2 separate regions of the Homo sapiens genome follow, and region 2 is linked to region 1. Evidence: chromatin loops called from intact Hi-C (ENCODE). Cell type or tissue: heart left ventricle. All regions are shown on one strand. Each heading gives the region's core, and the rest is flanking DNA. Links, peaks and the distances in the headings are about the cores only. Region 1 overlaps CEP350 (centrosomal protein 350). Region 2 overlaps QSOX1 (quiescin sulfhydryl oxidase 1).

What was found. Peaks named below come from ENCODE experiments on the same cell type or tissue, not always from the same donor. Only the 100,000 strongest peaks of a DNase experiment are listed, where the experiment ranks them.
Region 2: a loop joins it to region 1, with 6 times the contacts of the local background. A loop is called at or near these places in 59 of 110 quality-filtered maps.

The regions. Positions count from the first base shown.
Region 1 is chr1:180,114,554-180,122,882 of GRCh38, reverse strand. It overlaps CEP350 (centrosomal protein 350), which reads right to left. Exons shown (of 38, transcript NM_014810.5): 38 at 8,008-8,329. Among named protein-coding and RNA genes, the nearest start is that of QSOX1, 36 kb to the left of the region's middle. In heart left ventricle, for the core only: no CTCF peak of the experiment used is centred there; a DNase peak (open chromatin) is centred at 4,945.
Region 2 is chr1:180,170,968-180,179,296 of GRCh38, reverse strand. QSOX1 (quiescin sulfhydryl oxidase 1) reads right to left here. Exons shown (of 12, transcript NM_002826.5): 3 at 3,931-3,976; 4 at 3,264-3,366; 5 at 413-503. Among named protein-coding and RNA genes, the nearest start is that of QSOX1, 20 kb to the right of the region's middle. In heart left ventricle, for the core only: a CTCF peak has its summit at 272 (motif pointing right); DNase peaks (open chromatin) are centred at 276, 3,343 and 5,086; H3K27ac peaks cover 1,055 bases.

The DNA of each region.
Region 1 (8,329 bases), core at 14-8,013:
CACATTGAGATCCTTAGCTTTTTCATTTATTTATTTATTTGAGAAGTAAAGAAACAAGAGAACGACTACTCTATAGGCAGAGAAACCCTTAGCTGTTTTTATAAACAAAGAGATAGAAACCGAAATGATCTTGTTTCCATTTGCTGGCCCCTCTTTGAAGAGCAAAACCCTTCAAGGGTTCAGCTTCTTCATTGGAAACCAGCAGATCCTCCCATCTTCTGTTCTGGGTCTCCCCAAATCATAAAAATCCTGCAAATACCTCTTAAACCCTCATGTTATGTATAGTTTGGGAAGTAGAATTAACAAGATAATGATCTCTCAAGTCAGAAGCAGGGATAATACAATCTTGCAGCTCCCAAGGAATTCTTTATTTTTAATTTTTAATTTTTTTGAGGCAGGGTCTCATTCTGAGACCTCATTTGAGGCAGGCTGGAGTGCAGTGGCCTAATCACAGCTCACTGCAGCCTCGATCTTAGCACCCACCAACCCCAGTAGCTGGGGCTACAGGTGCACACTACCAAGCCCAGCTAATTTTTCTTTTTACTTTTAGTAGAGATGAGGTCTTGCTATGTTGCCCAGGACGGTCTTGAATGCCTGAGCTCAAGCAGTCCTCCCACCTTGTCCTCCCAAAGTGCTGGGATTACAGGTGTGAGCCACCACTCCCAGTCAGAATTCTTGAGTAAGTGCCTTTTCTACCCCTTTTCTCTAAGTGAAGAAGTTCAACTTTGAGACTTGCAGTAGGAATTCAAAGTTCTAATTCCATTTGGCTCATCTAATTGTTTGAATTAATTTTCTCAAAACAGTAGCAGTAGCACTGACAGACCAGTTGGGGAAGTTATTTAGATGATAATTATTTTAAAAAATATTTTGACTGTATTTAAAATGGGTCATCACACATACCCGTTTGTGTTGTGGAAACTAAGAATCCTGTAACGCATTTAGAGTTAAAAGACTGGTTTTGATTTCCTGACATGTATTCTTCAGGTGAAAGGATAAGTTGCATAAAACATATTTTCATGTGGTACCCCTTTTTTTTCCTTGAGACAGAGTCTTCCTCACTGCAATCTCTGCCTCCCAGGTTCAAGCGATTTTCCTGTCTCAGCCTCCCGAGTAGCTGGGATTACAGGGGCGTGCCACCACACCAGGCTAATTTTTGTATTTTTTAGTAGAGATGGGGTTTCACCCTGTTGGCCAGGCTGGTCTTGAACTCCTGACCTCAAGTGATCCACCCACTTTGGCCTCCCAGAGTGCTGGGATTACAGGCATGAGCCACCATGCCCAGCCCATGTGGTACTCTTGTTCAAAACAGAGGCGCAAGAAAATGTGATTCATACTCACAAAAGGTGCCAGTATCACAACAACAAAATATACTTTAATAGAAAATAGAGTTACAGGCCGGGTGCGGTTGTTCATGCCTATAATCCCAGCACTTTGGGAGGCTGAGGCAGGCAGATCACATAAGGTCAGGAGTTCGAGACCAGCCTGGCCAATATGATGAAACTCCATCTCTACTAAAAATACAAAATTAGCCAGGCATGGTGGTGGGTGCCTGTAATCCCAGCTACTTGGGAGGCTGAGGCAGGAGAATCGCTTGAACTGGAGGTGGAGGTTGCAGTGAGCCAAGATCGAGCCACTACACTCCAGCCTGGGCGACAAGAGCAAAACTCTGTCTCAAAAAAAAAAAAAAAATTAGAGTTACAGAACCAAGAGAAAGAAATCTTGGCCTCCCTGGTGTAGTTCTACACAGATTGACACACGGAGGCTGCTGGTTAGTGACACAACCTGACAATTCTTTTCCCTATACTGTCTGCCTACACCAAATGCACATCTTTTTCTTTTAATACAAAAAAGCACTAAGAATGCTTGAATTGTGTTAAATATACCACTTAAATTATGCACAACAGCAAAGCTTTTTAATTACTTTGAGTCTAATTTATACTTGAAATAAAAAATATTTTGTTTAAAAAGCCCCAACCCAAATTTAGCTTCTTAATTTCAGCAGATAATAGAATTGGAATAGTTTTTAAATTATAAAAGGGAGTATAATTTTATCTAAATGTGCCCCGTGCAGCACTTAGCAGAGAGGGAAATTAAGACATGTGGAATATGTCCTCTTTGGTGATGCTTTGTTATTTGGGAGAGAATATTAATTTTTATTACCAGATGATACTTGTACATAGCAAAAAAAGGTTTTTACACACACACACACAACATACACATACACACAGACACACACACACACACACACACACACACACACACACACACACACACTGAGTCAATTTCAGCCCCATTCCTCTCATCATCATCCCACTTGCCAAGGGCACACATTGTTAACCATTTCATTTTAACGTCTTTGTTCTGGTGTTCAACTCTGTATTAAATATATATATATGCTGACCAGGCACGGTGGCTCACGTCTGTAATCCCAGCACTTTGGGAGGCTGAAGCAGGCAGATCATCTGAGGTCAGGAGTTCAAGGCCAGCCTGGCCAACATGGTGTAACCCCGTCTCTACTAAAAATACAAAAATTAGCTGGGTGTGGTGTAATCCCAGCTACTTGGGAGGCTGAGGCAGGAGAATCACTTGAACCTGGGAGGCAGAGGTTGCAGTGAGCTGAGATCAGGCCACTACACTACAGTCTGGGCAATAGAGCAAGACTCCCTCTCAAAAATAATAATAATAAATAAATAAAATAAAATAAAAATTAAAAATATATATGCTGACTCTTGAGTTATTAGTTTCAGACTTTAGCTACTGACTTCCTGTATTACTCAAGGTTCCCCAGATAGTAGAACCAGTAGGATTTGCATGTGCGTATACATATATGTGCATTTGTGTGTGTGTGCACATGTAAATTGGCTCATGCAGTTGTGAGGGCTAGCGAGAAGCAAACTTGCAGAGCAGGCTGGCAGGCTGGAGACCCAGGAAAGAGTTGATGTGCAGCTGGAGTCTGCAGGCAGAGGCCCACCACATTGTGGAGGGGAATCTGCTGTATTCAAAATCTACCCATTTAACTGTTAATCTTACCTGAAAAATATCTTCACAGAAACATCTAGACTGATGTTTGACCAAATAGCTGGGTATTGTTGTCTAGCCAAGTTGACACATAAAATTAACCATCACACTTCCTAATAGGGTAGATGCAGACTTAGCTGATACTTCCCTTCCTCTGTCTTCCCAAAGTAGTGACATCACAATATTCGATGTTTACATTATTGTAACTATAAATATTGTTCATTGCTGAGCCAAGAAGCACACCATGGTTGTTCCTTACTTGTATGGTGCTTTGTTTTTCCTTTTATTATTATTATTTTTGAGACAGTCTTGCTCTGTCACTCAGGCTGGAGTGCAGTGGCATGATCTTGGCTCACTGCAACTTCCACCTCCCAGGCTCAAGTGATTCTCCTTTCTCAGCCTCCCGAGTAGTGGGGACTATAGGTGCCCACCACCACGCTCAGCTAATTTTTGTATGTTTTGTAGAGATGGGGTTTCACCATGTTGGCCAGGCTGGTCTCAAATCCTCATTTTTTCATTACTCGCTCTTCTTGGAATCTAATATTAAGTCTTTCCTCACTCTTTTTTCCTCATGTTGTTAAAAAATGAGTATTTGCTCCCCTCTCCTCCTTTCTTGCGGGAGACCTTCCTTCCTGTTCTGGACTGGACTGCTGGCTCTCTAGGCCTGCCAGACAGCGGTCATCCTGGGAATGTCCCTCACCCTCACGCTTTTCCCGGGTTGGATTCCCTGCTTCTGGACCTCCAGTCTTTATGCTTCATGGTTGATGCCCTCTGAGAAAGGATGCATGGGAAGCATGCTTTTCTGAAAGCATGCATTTCTGAAAATGCCCATATTCTACCTTTACACTGGATTCACAGGTTGGCTGAAATAATTTTTACTGTTTTTGAAAATGTTGCTCTATTTTCTTAAGTCTCCAATGCTGCTCTTCAGGGCAGTAATGACATTTTATTCCTAACCTTTTACATGTGGTGTTTTATTTTTCCTCTTTAGAAACTTTTAGGATTTTTTTTTTTTTTTTTTTGAGACAGAGTGGTCTCCATTGCCTAGGCTGGAGTGTAGTGGCGTGATCTTGGTTTGCTACAACCTCCTCCTCCTGAGTTCAAGGGATTCTCCTACTCAGCCTCCTGAGTAGCTGGGATTACAGGCATGCACCACCATGCCTGGCTAATTTTTGTATTTTTAGAAGAGATGGTGTTTCACCATGTTGGTCAGGCTGGTCTCAAACTCCTGACCTCGTGATCCACCTGCCTCAGCCTCCCAAAGTGTTGAGATTACAGGCGTGAGCCACCGTGTCCAGCCGGATAATTTCTTTACCTATGGAGTTGACATTTCATAATGATATGTCCTAGTGTGGGTTTATTTTCATCTATTATGCTGGGTACTCATTAGACCATTTCCAACTGGAAAATCACATATTTAAGTTCTGGAATTTTTTCTTGTATAGTTTTGTGTTTTCTCTATTCTTTTTAGATATCCAGTTAATTTGACATTGGATTTCCTGGATTGGTTCGCTAATTTTATCTATTTTTTGTTGTTGTTTTACTTTCCAGATTTCTTCAACTTTATTTTCAGACTTTCTATTGAATTTTGAATTACGGTTGCCTACTTTTAATTTTCAAGAGTTTAATCATGACTTCTGACTCGTTAATCTTTTAGGGCATCCTAATCCCATTTCATGATGCAATATTATTTCAGCTGAGGATTTTAATTATAGTTTGAAAATCTCTTATGAGGTTTTCTTCTGTGCCATGCAGTTGTTTCACCAGAATCCCTCTTTTTTCTTTTTGATTTGGCCTATTTCATATTGGTGCCTTCCCTCTGAAGTCTGGAGATGGGTGGCTATTTGTTCACATATGAGCGATGTGCTAAAAATGTGATGAGCAACTCAGTGCGCATGGGTGGGGCTTTTTGGCTGGTGGATTTCATGGGAAGGAGATTGGGGGCAAGCCAGCTTTTTCTTTGGAGACCTCTCCAAATGACAGTAACTATAGGCCTTTCCTCTGTGGCCAGTTTTTCCAGAGGAGGGTCCTCCAGTCTCCTTCCTGTGGGAGAGGGTTGTGGCTAAGCCTGGCTGGGTCCCTCACTCCATCCATCAACTTTAACTTCATCCTTATCTTCAGTCTGTTGCCTGACTTCCATGCTTCATTGTGTCTAGAGTCCTCAAGTTCAGGACCTCTGTGGTTTAACTTCTCCAGAGAATTACTCACCTCCTGAGAGCACTGAAGAGAGCACAGGCAGTCACCTGGATCCGCTGGGAGGGGTGGGTACCTGGGTGGTCTAACTGTTCCAATCAGACTTGCCATCAACTTCTCTATTTTCTTCCCTGTTGGGAAAGGCAATCGTGTGCAGCTTCCTGCCCTTGCACAATCACGTGAGAATGGGCCTGGAACACTTCCTTACTGAGAGATAAGAGCACTACAGCCTGTGCGGGGCTTATCTCCATGAGCGGGAATATCTTGTCCTACTGCAGACTCAACGTGTACTCCTTTGTTCTGCTTAAGCTCATGTGTCAATGGTCCTCATACACACCCAGCTTTCTGCCTTTCAGACCCCATGGCGGAGACGGAGGGTCCTTCCACTGCAGCACAAAGTGGGGCACTTGCAGTCACATCGCCTGTGTTCACGGTGGAGCGGATCTACTGCCCTTGTAGGGCTGATGCATTGCAAGGGGCTGAACCTCCTGCACTGTCTCCTCTTGGTGTAAATAAACACTGTGCCACCTGAGCCTGATGTGTGTGTTGTCTGTCCTCAGTGACCTTGAGTCATGCACTGGTCTCTTCCCTGGGAGGCACGTATCTGCCTTTTGACCTTGGCTGCACAGCCTGGACACCCAGCGAATGGTGAAACAATCTCCGTGTTTTGCACCTTTTACTGTGGCAGCCAGTGCCTCCAATTCCTGAGCTTTGCTGGGACTTTGTAGGGCATTAGCTGTTTCTCCTCAGCAGAGTCATGCATGCTTAACCACTGGGATATGTTCTGAGAAATGCATCGTTAGGTGACTTCATTGTTGTGTGAACATCGTAGAATGCACTCACACAAACCTAAATGGTATAGCTTGCTACACACCTACGCTATATGGTGTAGTCTATTGCTCCTAGACTACAAAGCTGTACAGCATGTTACTGTACTGAACGTTGTAGGCAGTTGTAACACAAATGGTAAGAATTTGTGGTATCTAAACAAACTTAAATATAGAAAACAGTAAAATCACAGTATAAAAGATAGAAAATGGAATGTGTATATAGGGCACTTACCATGAATGGAGCTTGCAGGACTGGAGGCTGCTGTGGGTGAGTGGGGAGTGAACATGAATGGCTAGGACATTACTGTATACTTTTATACAACTGGCAGCACAGTAGGTTCGTTTACACCAGCCAGCGTCACCATAATCTCGCGAGTAATGTGTCACACTACAATGTTACAATGGCTATGACCTCCTTAGGTGATAGAACACTTTCAGCTCCATTATACAGAATCTTCCGGGACCACGCTGTACATACGGCCCATTGTTGACCGTTATGTGGGGCGTGACTGGCTTCCCTCCTGGAGACATTCACCACTGTACTTCTCCCAGTGTTGGTCTCATTGTTCTTGGCTCTGCCATGTCAACTGCCATCCTCTTGACTGCCACTTTCATATATTTTGATTCAAGGTTACAGGTATTTGGTCTTTTTTCCAAGATTCTATTTGTTATTACTATTGTACTATTGTGTCCTCAGCACCAACCACAGTATCTGGCACATAGTAGGGACTCAAACACCTGGTTTCTTTTTTCTGAGACAGGTTTCACTCTGTTGCCCAGGCTGGAGTACAGTGGCATGAACACGGCTCACTGCAGCCTTGACCTCCTGGGTTCAAGGGATTCTCTCACCTCAGCCTCCCAAGTAGTTGGGACCACAGGTGTGTGCCACTGTGCCCCGCTAATTAAAAAAAAAGTTTTTTGGAGAGATGGGGCCTCACCCTGTTGCCCAGGCTGGTCTCGAACTTCTGGGCTCAAGGAATCTTCCTGCCTTGGCATCCCAAAGTGCTGGGATTACAGGTGTGAGCCACCATGCCCAGTCTCAACTATCTGTTTTATGAGAGGAAGAATTTCTTAGGACCTACTGTAATTTGGGGCCAATCTTTTTCTGAGAATTTCCGAAATGTTCATGGTTGTGGTAGGGATTAAAGATATAGCAGGGATGGCCATCTGGGGGAAACTAGAGGAATTCAGGTAAGATGATGGTGGTTACCACTTCCGATTTGTCAGACCAGAGACAATTCATTATCTTGAGTGCTGTACACTTCCATCCTTGGATTGTTTTTATTCTTCTATCACTTCAGCTTCATTCTCCTCCAAGCTCATATTTCCAGAAATAAGTTACAGCCTCCACACCTGGGCATCAGCTGGTTGCACTTCTTCTTTGTGGTCCACTTGAGTGTGACTCTTCCATGTGTTATTTTGCAAGGGTTATCAAAATTTAGGTCATTTGGGAGAAATGGCATTTGCCATGAATTAGAAGGAAGAAGCTCATAAAACAGTTATAATTTATCAGAGAACTCTTCCCTGACTCACTCTACCCTTGTTGGGTCCTTTTATTAAGATATTCTCAAATCTTATGTATGCTTCCTGTGCAGCACTTGTTAGAACTTGTCACACAGGTTTTCAAAATATCTTTTGGTGGCTTTCATTAGACATTAAGTTTCTTGAGATCAGGGACCATGTCTGTCTTTTTTGCTATGTTTCCAGCACTCAGCACAGTACTCAGAACACAAAGTTGCTCAGTGGCTATCTGCTGAATCAATGAGTGTGGGAGCAAAGCCCAGGCTGCTCAAATGTATGTGCTGATGGCATTTATGTGCAGGTAAATAGCTCTTATCCACAGCTTACCTGATTGTACTGTCCAAGCATCAGCACCCTATGACTAAATAAGCAATCAGATGTATTTTATGGGGACTAATTTTCTGAAGTTGGCTCAGGAGGGAAAAAATGGAGACCTGACATGAAATTAATTTATAAATCAGTTTATTTACAGATTTTATCTTTCTTAAAGTATATTTCAGTTAACAAATCTATTTACACAGGTATACATGGGAATTCATCCCAGTTATTTTACAGATCGTACTTACAAACCACACCCTTAAGTGTTCGGTGCAAAATTGCACTGGATGTGACTATTGGCTGAAAATGGCCTGATGACCAGGCTATTTACACGCACACAGTAAACGGGTTTATTTTTTCATGTCTGCACAGTACAGTACACACAAGGAGGCTGAACCTCCCAGAGAATGCTTTGCAATGTGTTTGCCAAGAAGGCTTTGCAAAGTCCA
Region 2 (8,329 bases), core at 256-8,255, 56 kb before region 1:
TCCCATGGAGTGGGACACTGTGGAAACAACATTGGCTTTGGAGCCAGACGGACCTGGTTCAAAGCCCTCTTCTACCAACTTACTAGCTGTGTGATCTTGGGCATGCTATTTGATCACCTTCATTAATTTTGGGGATTAGCAGCTACGTGTGTCAGCAATCTGGTCCAATGCTCAATAACAGCAGGTGTTATATTTGATTTCCGTGAAGGAGATAAGAATAAACAGCAAGGTTTTGAAACGCAAAGGTCCAGCTCCTGCACTTCCCATGGCTCCCAGCAGGGGTCAGGCCAATGCCAGGCTAAAAGACCCAGGCAGCCAAGACCCTAGAATTGGCAGGAAAAGCCCTGCTCCCAAACTGGGGCTCTCTCTCCATGGCTATCCAAGAATTGCAGGGAACTTCAGGGCAGCTCACCTCTCTACCCAGGTAGGAGCCTCCCTTTTCAAAGATCAGAGCCAGGTACTCTTCGTTATTTCTCGCAAAGAATCCATCAATCTCCTCCAGCCTGCAAGAGACAATTCTGGCAGTCACTCTGCACAGCCAGCAGAAATAAGACAAAACCGCTGGCAACGCCAGACGCTGGTGATGCAGTGCTGCAGGTATGGCCATCCCGCCCTCCTCCGCTTCCACACAGGGCCCTCCAAGGGAGTCAACCAAACCTTTAGTCTCAAAGGATGTTGCTCTTGTTATCTAACCCTGGCTCTTCATCTGACCTACCTTGGGTGCTTGGTTTTGTTTTTGCTTCCTGTCTCTTTTTAAAAGTCAGGAGTGGGCCGGGTGCGGTGGCTCACGCCTGTAATCCCAACACTTTGGGAGGCTGAGGCGGGTGGATCACCTGAGGTCTGGAGTTCGAGACCAGCCTGGCCAACATGGTGAAAGCCCGTCTCTACTAAAAATACAAAATTTAGCTGGGTGTGGTGGCGGGCACCTGTAATCCCAGCTGAGGCAGGAGAATCACTTGAACCCGGGGAGTGGAGGTTGCAGTGAGCTGGGATTGCACCATTGCACTCCAGCCTGGGCTACAAGAGCAAAACTCCGTCTCCAAAAAACAAACAAACAAACAAAAAGAGTCGGAAGTGGGTAGGAGGCCGTGTGGGGAGGGGGACTGGGAAGGGCTGCTTTGAGACCAGTTGTCTCCATGTGCTGGGGCAGGCCCAGGCTGACTGGATGTGGTTTTTATTGGTCCCCTGAGAGCTGGGGGGTATTAGAACCCAACAGCTATAAGTCTGGAACTGTGACAAGTCACGACCAAGGGGGAGATGTGCTCCTTCCTCCCTAGAGCAGGCATTAAAAAGCAATGAAAGAATCAGAAAGCCTTGGGTTCAGGAGACCTTAGAAGCCATCTATATCTCTAACCCAATCTCCTTATTTTAAGATGAGGAAACTGAGGCCCAGTTTCCAAAACAAAACAAAACATATCCAAAACAAAACAAAACAAACAAAAACATGGTATTGATGCTGGAGCCCAGCCAGTGACAGTCCAAATGGATATGCTAGACAGGTGAGGGCCAGAGTGCACCCCGCTGGGGTGGAGGAAAAGAGGTGTTGAGCCTTTAGGGTGGCATCAGGTGGCCAGCCTCTCAGACCTCTTCCCTGGGTCTTCCCTAGGCTGGCAGAAGAGCACAACCTACATGGGGGCCAGTACCCCTTTCCCCACTCCCACCCTCAGACTTCAGAAGAGGCAGCTCACCTTTCATCACACATCTCTACCTCCTTCCTAAAGTTCTTTAAAAGGATTGCTTTGGGCTGGGTGCAGTGGCTTATGCCTGTAATCCCAGTACTTTGGGAGGCCAAGGCAGGCCGATTGCCTGAGCTGAGGTGTTTGAGACCACCCTGGGCAACATGGTGAAACCCCATCTCTACTAAAAATACAAAAAATTAGCCAGGCTTGGTGGCAGGCGCCTGTAGTCCCAGCTACTCGGGAGGCTGAGGCGGCAGAATTGCTTGAACCCAGGAGGTGGAGGTTGCAGTGAGCCAAGATCGTGCCGCTGCACTCCCAGCCTGGGCAACAGAGCGAGATTCTGTCTTCCAAAAAAAAAAAAAAAAAAGGATCACTTTGAGAGACCTTGGCAGGATTGCTTGAGCTGTTGCTTTTGAGATACCCCAGGGCTGAAAATGTGCCATGAGGATGTACGTGTGTGTGTAAGGAGGGAGATGGAAACACAGTCATTGAGAAATAGAAGCAGCAAGGACCAGGGCACAGGCTGACATGGGTGTTTTCTGGAGAGACAGGGTCTGGCTGTGGAACCCCAAACCACATAAAGACTATGCTGTATCCAGGGTCCCCTGGAGGCCCTCTGGAGGATGGAAAATTGGGAAAGATGACAAAGGAGTCATTGTGAGTTGGATTCAACCCCAACTGACACTTGGAAACACAATCTCTCAGCAGGGCCATGTCTCTGAGAGCACCTGCACACAAACTTTTAAGAGAGCCTCTGCGCACCAACAGCGGCCTTGTGAGGCCTTCTTAGCACCTGGGGCCTCCACTGTGTACAAGGCTGGGCTCCCTCTAGCAGCTCCTGCTGGTACATGGATTTGTTCCTTCTTGGCAAGAGTCCTCCGAGGTGGGCATTATCCTATCTTGAGTTCTGATCCAGAAGTGGGGGGCCTAGTGTTTTTAATCTAGCTGTCTCTTCTTTGGGAAAGTATGGGCAAGACCATGCACCTTACTGTCTTCATTTTCCTGGAAAAGAGGCAAGCTGGGAAGCTTGCCTGGCTGACAGATACAGAGCACCGGCCACTGCACCTGATGCTCTGCCATACAGAGAGCCAGGGGCCACCCCCATGCCCCAGGCATGACCACCTTCTCTCCACCTCCCCCCAATTTCCCTCAAAATATTTGATCTCCTTTTTCCTCCTCATGCCATTCTGACTCTCAGTGGCCTTCCCGGGGATAGAGCATGTGAAATCCTGCTGCGTCCCGCAAACATTTTGAGGGAAGGTAGCAAGAAACAGCAGCAGGTACAACCTGGAGAAGCCCCATCCATCTTTTCCTTCCCACCTGGTGGGATGGACCCTTGCACCATCAGTCAGCCCCAGAAAAACAGGGCTCTTCAGCAGGACCTGTGCGATAGGAAGCCCACCACCAGCCATCAGCTGCCACTTGGTTCTGGAGTAGCTCCAGCAGACTGGTGTGTGAGCCCCACAGGCAAAGGCAGCAAGGAAAATAAACTGGGGTCCCCGCCCTGCTGTTCCCACCACCCTCTCACTCCCAGGCCTGGGATCCTGGCCCACAATGCACTAAGCCTGCCCCAGCCCAAAGTACTTGGCAGGCTCCAGTGGGGGACAGGCTGGGGGCCACGTGTCATGATGGGACTCCAGGGCGTCAATGAGCCTCTCCCGCAGTGTCTGCACGTCAGCACCAGCCACTGTAAATGAAAACAGGCGTGAGCGGAGTGTCAGGAGAGCAGAGCTGCTTCCACAGCACACTGGCCACCTTCACTCCCAGAAACAAAGGGCCGAGGGCACAGCCAGCTCTGACAGAGACAGACGAGGCGTCAGTCCTTCCCTGTGCTAGAAGAATGGGGCTTGAGTAGTCCTCCTGTGGCCCCAAGTAGTGCAAGGACACCCATCCCTCAGACAGGAAAGAATCCCTCAGAACTGGGAGTCGTCAGGACTTTCCCCAAGGGCTCTGGTCTGCTCTCTGGGCGCCAACCCCATTGTGACAGAAGAGCTCTTCTGGGAACATGGTGCCCCTGCCCCGACCCTAGGGCCCTGGATATGTCCAACCTGAAGGGCTTCTTCATCCTGCCTTTCCCTAAAGCTGACTGGGAGGATAGTTTTGGGAAGACACAAGTTAGGCTTCCCGTGGGGACCGCCTCACCCTCGACCCTGCCGACTGCCAGGGCTTTCTCCACCCCAATAGAAACCCAGGTGAAGAGGGAGGTTGGGGGAGGAAGATGCTAACAGGACAACCAGAGCTGGGCACCCACCTGGAAATACTGCTCCCGAGCCGTTCTTGGTAAAGGCCTTGAAGAACTGGAAGCAAACACACAGGTGGGCATCAGTAATAGATAGTGGCCAAGAGTGCAGCCACGCAGGCCTGCTCTGAAAATCTGCCTACTTATTCAATGCGGTGGCTGGGCAAATCACTTAATGTTGTTGAGCCTGTTTCTTTTTTCTTTCTTTCTTTTTTTTTTTTTGAGACAGAGTCTCGCTCTGTCGCTCAGGCTGGAGTGCAGTGGCGCGATCTCGGCTCACTGCAAGCTCTGCCTCCCAGGTTCAAGGGACTCTCCTGCCTCAGCTTCCCAGGTAGCTGGGACTACAGGCGCCCACCACCACACTCGACTAATTTTTTTTGTGTGTATTTTTAGTAGAGATGGGGTTTCACTGTGTTGGCAAGGCTGATCTCGAACTCCTGACCTGTGATCTGCCCGCCTCAGCCTCCCAAAGTGTCAGGATTATAGGCGCCTGGCCGAGCCTGTTTCTTCATCTGTAAAATGGTGAATTGGGGGGAGTTGGGGGGAGGTTGCTCTAGGAGCTGGACACTGGCTCCCTCCCCTGTTACCCTCCCACACCCCTCAGAAGCATCCATGGATCCTGTGGGCAGCAGTTCATACACTTTCCTCCTCGAGGGCCATTTCTATGCAGCACAGTACCTAGCATGTAATTACTAACCAATATTTATCGAATGGATGAGTGATGAAGTACCACTGCTGTTTTCCTTTGCAGACTCATCTGAAAACATGAAGTGCAGGCACTTCCTACGTCCCTTGGGAAATGTCAGCTTGCTTCTATGTCAATGTGCCCTTGCTCCTTACTTGGGAAAAGGGGCTTACAGGCTGCTGTCTCTGTCCACTAAGTCCCAGCCCAGCACAGCAGACACAGTCAAGGAAGGGGTCTCCAGAACAGGTTCTCTTGAAGCGGGGACCTGAGTCCCTGGGGAAACATGCCTTGCTACAGACTAGCTGATTTAACTCACCACTTTGTCCTCTTTTCCCATGTACATGACACCCCAAGCCTAGTCTGTCACCTCCTTGGGGCAAGAGGACAGACCGAACAGAGCCTGACTCCTGGCAATCTGGGCTTCTGCCCAGGCGGCAAGACAGCTGCCAAGGCTTTTGCCTGCGCTCTTCCGATTCAGGAGGGAACACAGTTGAGTTGTCCTGGAAGCCGGCCACTGAACTGCCTAGGGGAGAGCCTGCAGGCTGGGAAGAGGCTTCTTCCTGTGGGACTCTAGCCTCGGGGCCACTTTTCACTACCTTGGACTTCTGCCTCCAACAGCCAAACACTGGTTTCCTTCTCCCTCCTTGGGATAGAGCTGTTTGGCCTTATCCCAAGCTGGCAGCTGAGAACAGGCCCCGGGCTCTGGCAGACCTCGTTCAAGGACTGGTTCTGCTTTGCTCTTGCTGTGTGACCTTGGGCAACGCATCAACTGCTCCGAACCTTTGTGTTCTCATCTTTGAAATGAGGATGACACCATCTACCTTGAAGACTTGTGAGGATTCCATGACCATACATCTAAAGTGCTTAGCATGGTACCTAGTGCATACATCAAGGAACTGGTACATGTTAACTGTACCATCATCACCCACCACCAGCATCCCCTTCCCTCCTTCATACCTTTTAAACACTAGGAACCATGATCAGCTAGGACTTGTTTGTTACAGACATTTGTAGGCAGAAAATCTGGAAGCCACCTGCTACCCTCTCCCACATGAGGAACAAAGGCTGCAGAGAAGCCACCTGTCTCTCCCCATCTGCAACCTTCTGCTCCCTGTGACCTCCCCCGGGCCCTTACTCCTGCTCACTGCTTTACTCTCTCTTTTCAAAACATTAATATAAACTTTTATTGTGGATGAAAACCATCCACTTATACATACCACACATATTTAAATAGCGTTCTTTACAGTTATTTAATTTTATTGGCCTATTAAAATTATGTTATCCTAATACTTAAGAAAATGATCATAAATTTCCTTGATTAGGAGATCGTATTGATAATGTAAGTTACGGCATTTATGGACTGACACTTTTTCATGAACAAAATTGAAGATACATCTATTTGGGGTTTGGTTTGCCGACAAATAATAAACCAGGTCAGGTGCAGTGGCTCGCACCTGTAATCCCAGCACTTTGGGAGACCTAGGAGGGAGGATCACTTGAACCCTGGAGTTCAAGACCACCCTAGGCAACACAGTGAGGCCCCATCTCTACAAAAAGTTAAAAATTAAAAATAAATAAAATTTAAAAACAAAAAAGAAACCCGAGGGTGATGTTGCGCTGCAGTTATTCATGGTGATGGTGCTCTTGTTTATTTACAGACAGGTTACACTTTGACTGGTTTCTACATATATGAGAACAACACTGACATCATGAAGCCTTGAGATGGGTGGCTTTCCCACAGCTACAGCTGTTATTTTCACCTCTGAAAAGTAATATGGTCATTTTTTTGTCATCAACCATCAGGTCACCCACATCTGAGCAGGTGCCCATATTAAAAGAGGCTTGCATTACTTCTACCAAAAGGCAGCCTCTCCAGGACGGGTGCAGTGGCTCATGCCGGTAATCCCAGCACTTTGGGAGGCCGAGGTGGGCGGATCACTTGAGGTCAGGAGTTTGAGACCAGCCTGGCCAACAGGGTAAAACCCCGTCTCTACTAAAAATATAAAAATTAGCCAAATTTGGTGACATGCACCTGTATCCCAACTACTCAGGAGACTGAGGCAGGAGAATTGCTTGAACCTGGGAGGTGGAGGTTACAGTGAGCCGAGATCATGCCACTGCACTCCAGCCTGGGCGACAGAGAGAGACTCTGTCTCAAAAAATAAAAAAATTTTAAAAAGGCAACCCCTCAAGATCCCTGCAGCCACAAGCAGCTTGGAGTCTGACCAGGAACCTCGGTCAGCCAGAGTGGCCCAGGGGGATGCAGGGACCCCAAGAGCCTCTCCCCAGGATGCAGGCTGAAGGGAAGGCCCTGCTGCACCTCAGCTGTTCCCTTCTGTCCTCAGAAGCTTCGCACCCACCTCCCAGGCCAATGTCTCCTCCGAGTTCTGGCTCCCACGCCTCACGCTCTTCAGGAACTTCTTCCTAGCCATCTCTCATCATTCCTCTTTTCTACTACAGCCGCCCAACTAGGCCTACAGATAGATTCGAATCCTTCTAGTCTAACCCTTAAAAAAGGAAAGGATGGGAAGGGAAGGAGGATGGGGATGAAGAGAGGCCCTCCTTCCTTCTCGAGTAACCGCATTTCCTTCCCGTGTCCCCATGCTGCCAATGTTCCTGGAACAGCGTCTGCCCTTGCTCCTCAGACTGCTCTCTGGCCATCCCCACAACCCTCAGTTGAAGCCGTTCTAGGGAAGCTCCTTGGTGACCTTCTCTTCAGCCACTCCAGTGATCTCTCCCCGCCCTCCTGGCCTCTCTCTGGTACAGATGTTATTACTGCCTGCTTTGTCTTCCCATGGCGAGCATTTGTCAACTTTCGTGCCACATTTTGTGGTTGCTCTCCTTTGTTGCTTTCACGTTGCCACCCTCCCCTGGTTGGCTTGACACTGACCAGCCTTACTTGGCCCCCTTGCCCTGGTCCTAGCTTCACTTTCGACTGCTCTCCTGTGCCCACTGTCCACCCCCATCTCCTACCCCGGTCTCTCCTACAGACACATGTCAGGTCCTGACACTCTTCTGTTTAAAAAGCTGTTGAAGGCACTGTCACAAAGAAGTTGCTCAATCTTGCTTCTAAATGATGAGTGGATAAAGGGATCAATGAACAAACCTATCATTTCTCCCTTGCCAAAGCCAATGACTTTGTCCAAATGATTTGCCATCTGAACCCTCTGCATCTCAGACCTCACCTGTCCTAGACTCCTGGTTCTTCCTGATGGCCTCCACTCAGGTGTCTGGATACTGCCCCTCCCCCACCATCCCCAAGACTGAATCACCCCTCTCTCAACCTGCTTTGCCACTTGTGTTTACCTCACCCAGCAACCAGTCCCCCTCCCTGCCACCCACACCATCCCCCTCTTCAAAAACCCGTCATCCAGTTAGCTGACAAGTCCTATGAATTTGACCTCCGTGTTACCTCTTCAAAAGTCCTCTCCTTCTCCACCTGCCTTGTCTAGACCAGGCCCGACAGATGATGACGTATTTTTGGGTCACTGCATCAGTCCCCACCTTTCATGCTCTCAGAAGTTTTAGTATGCTCAATCTTTTCATACTCCAGCTATCTTCCTCACTGCTACTAAGGTTAGTTTTCTAAGGCACAGTTCTGGTCTGAACATTTTGCTCCTCCTCAAATCTCTTCCATGACTCCCCACTGTCAATGAATAATGTCCAAACTCACTGCATTCAAGGCCTTCCAGGCTCCAAACCCAAACTCACCTCACATTGCCCTCC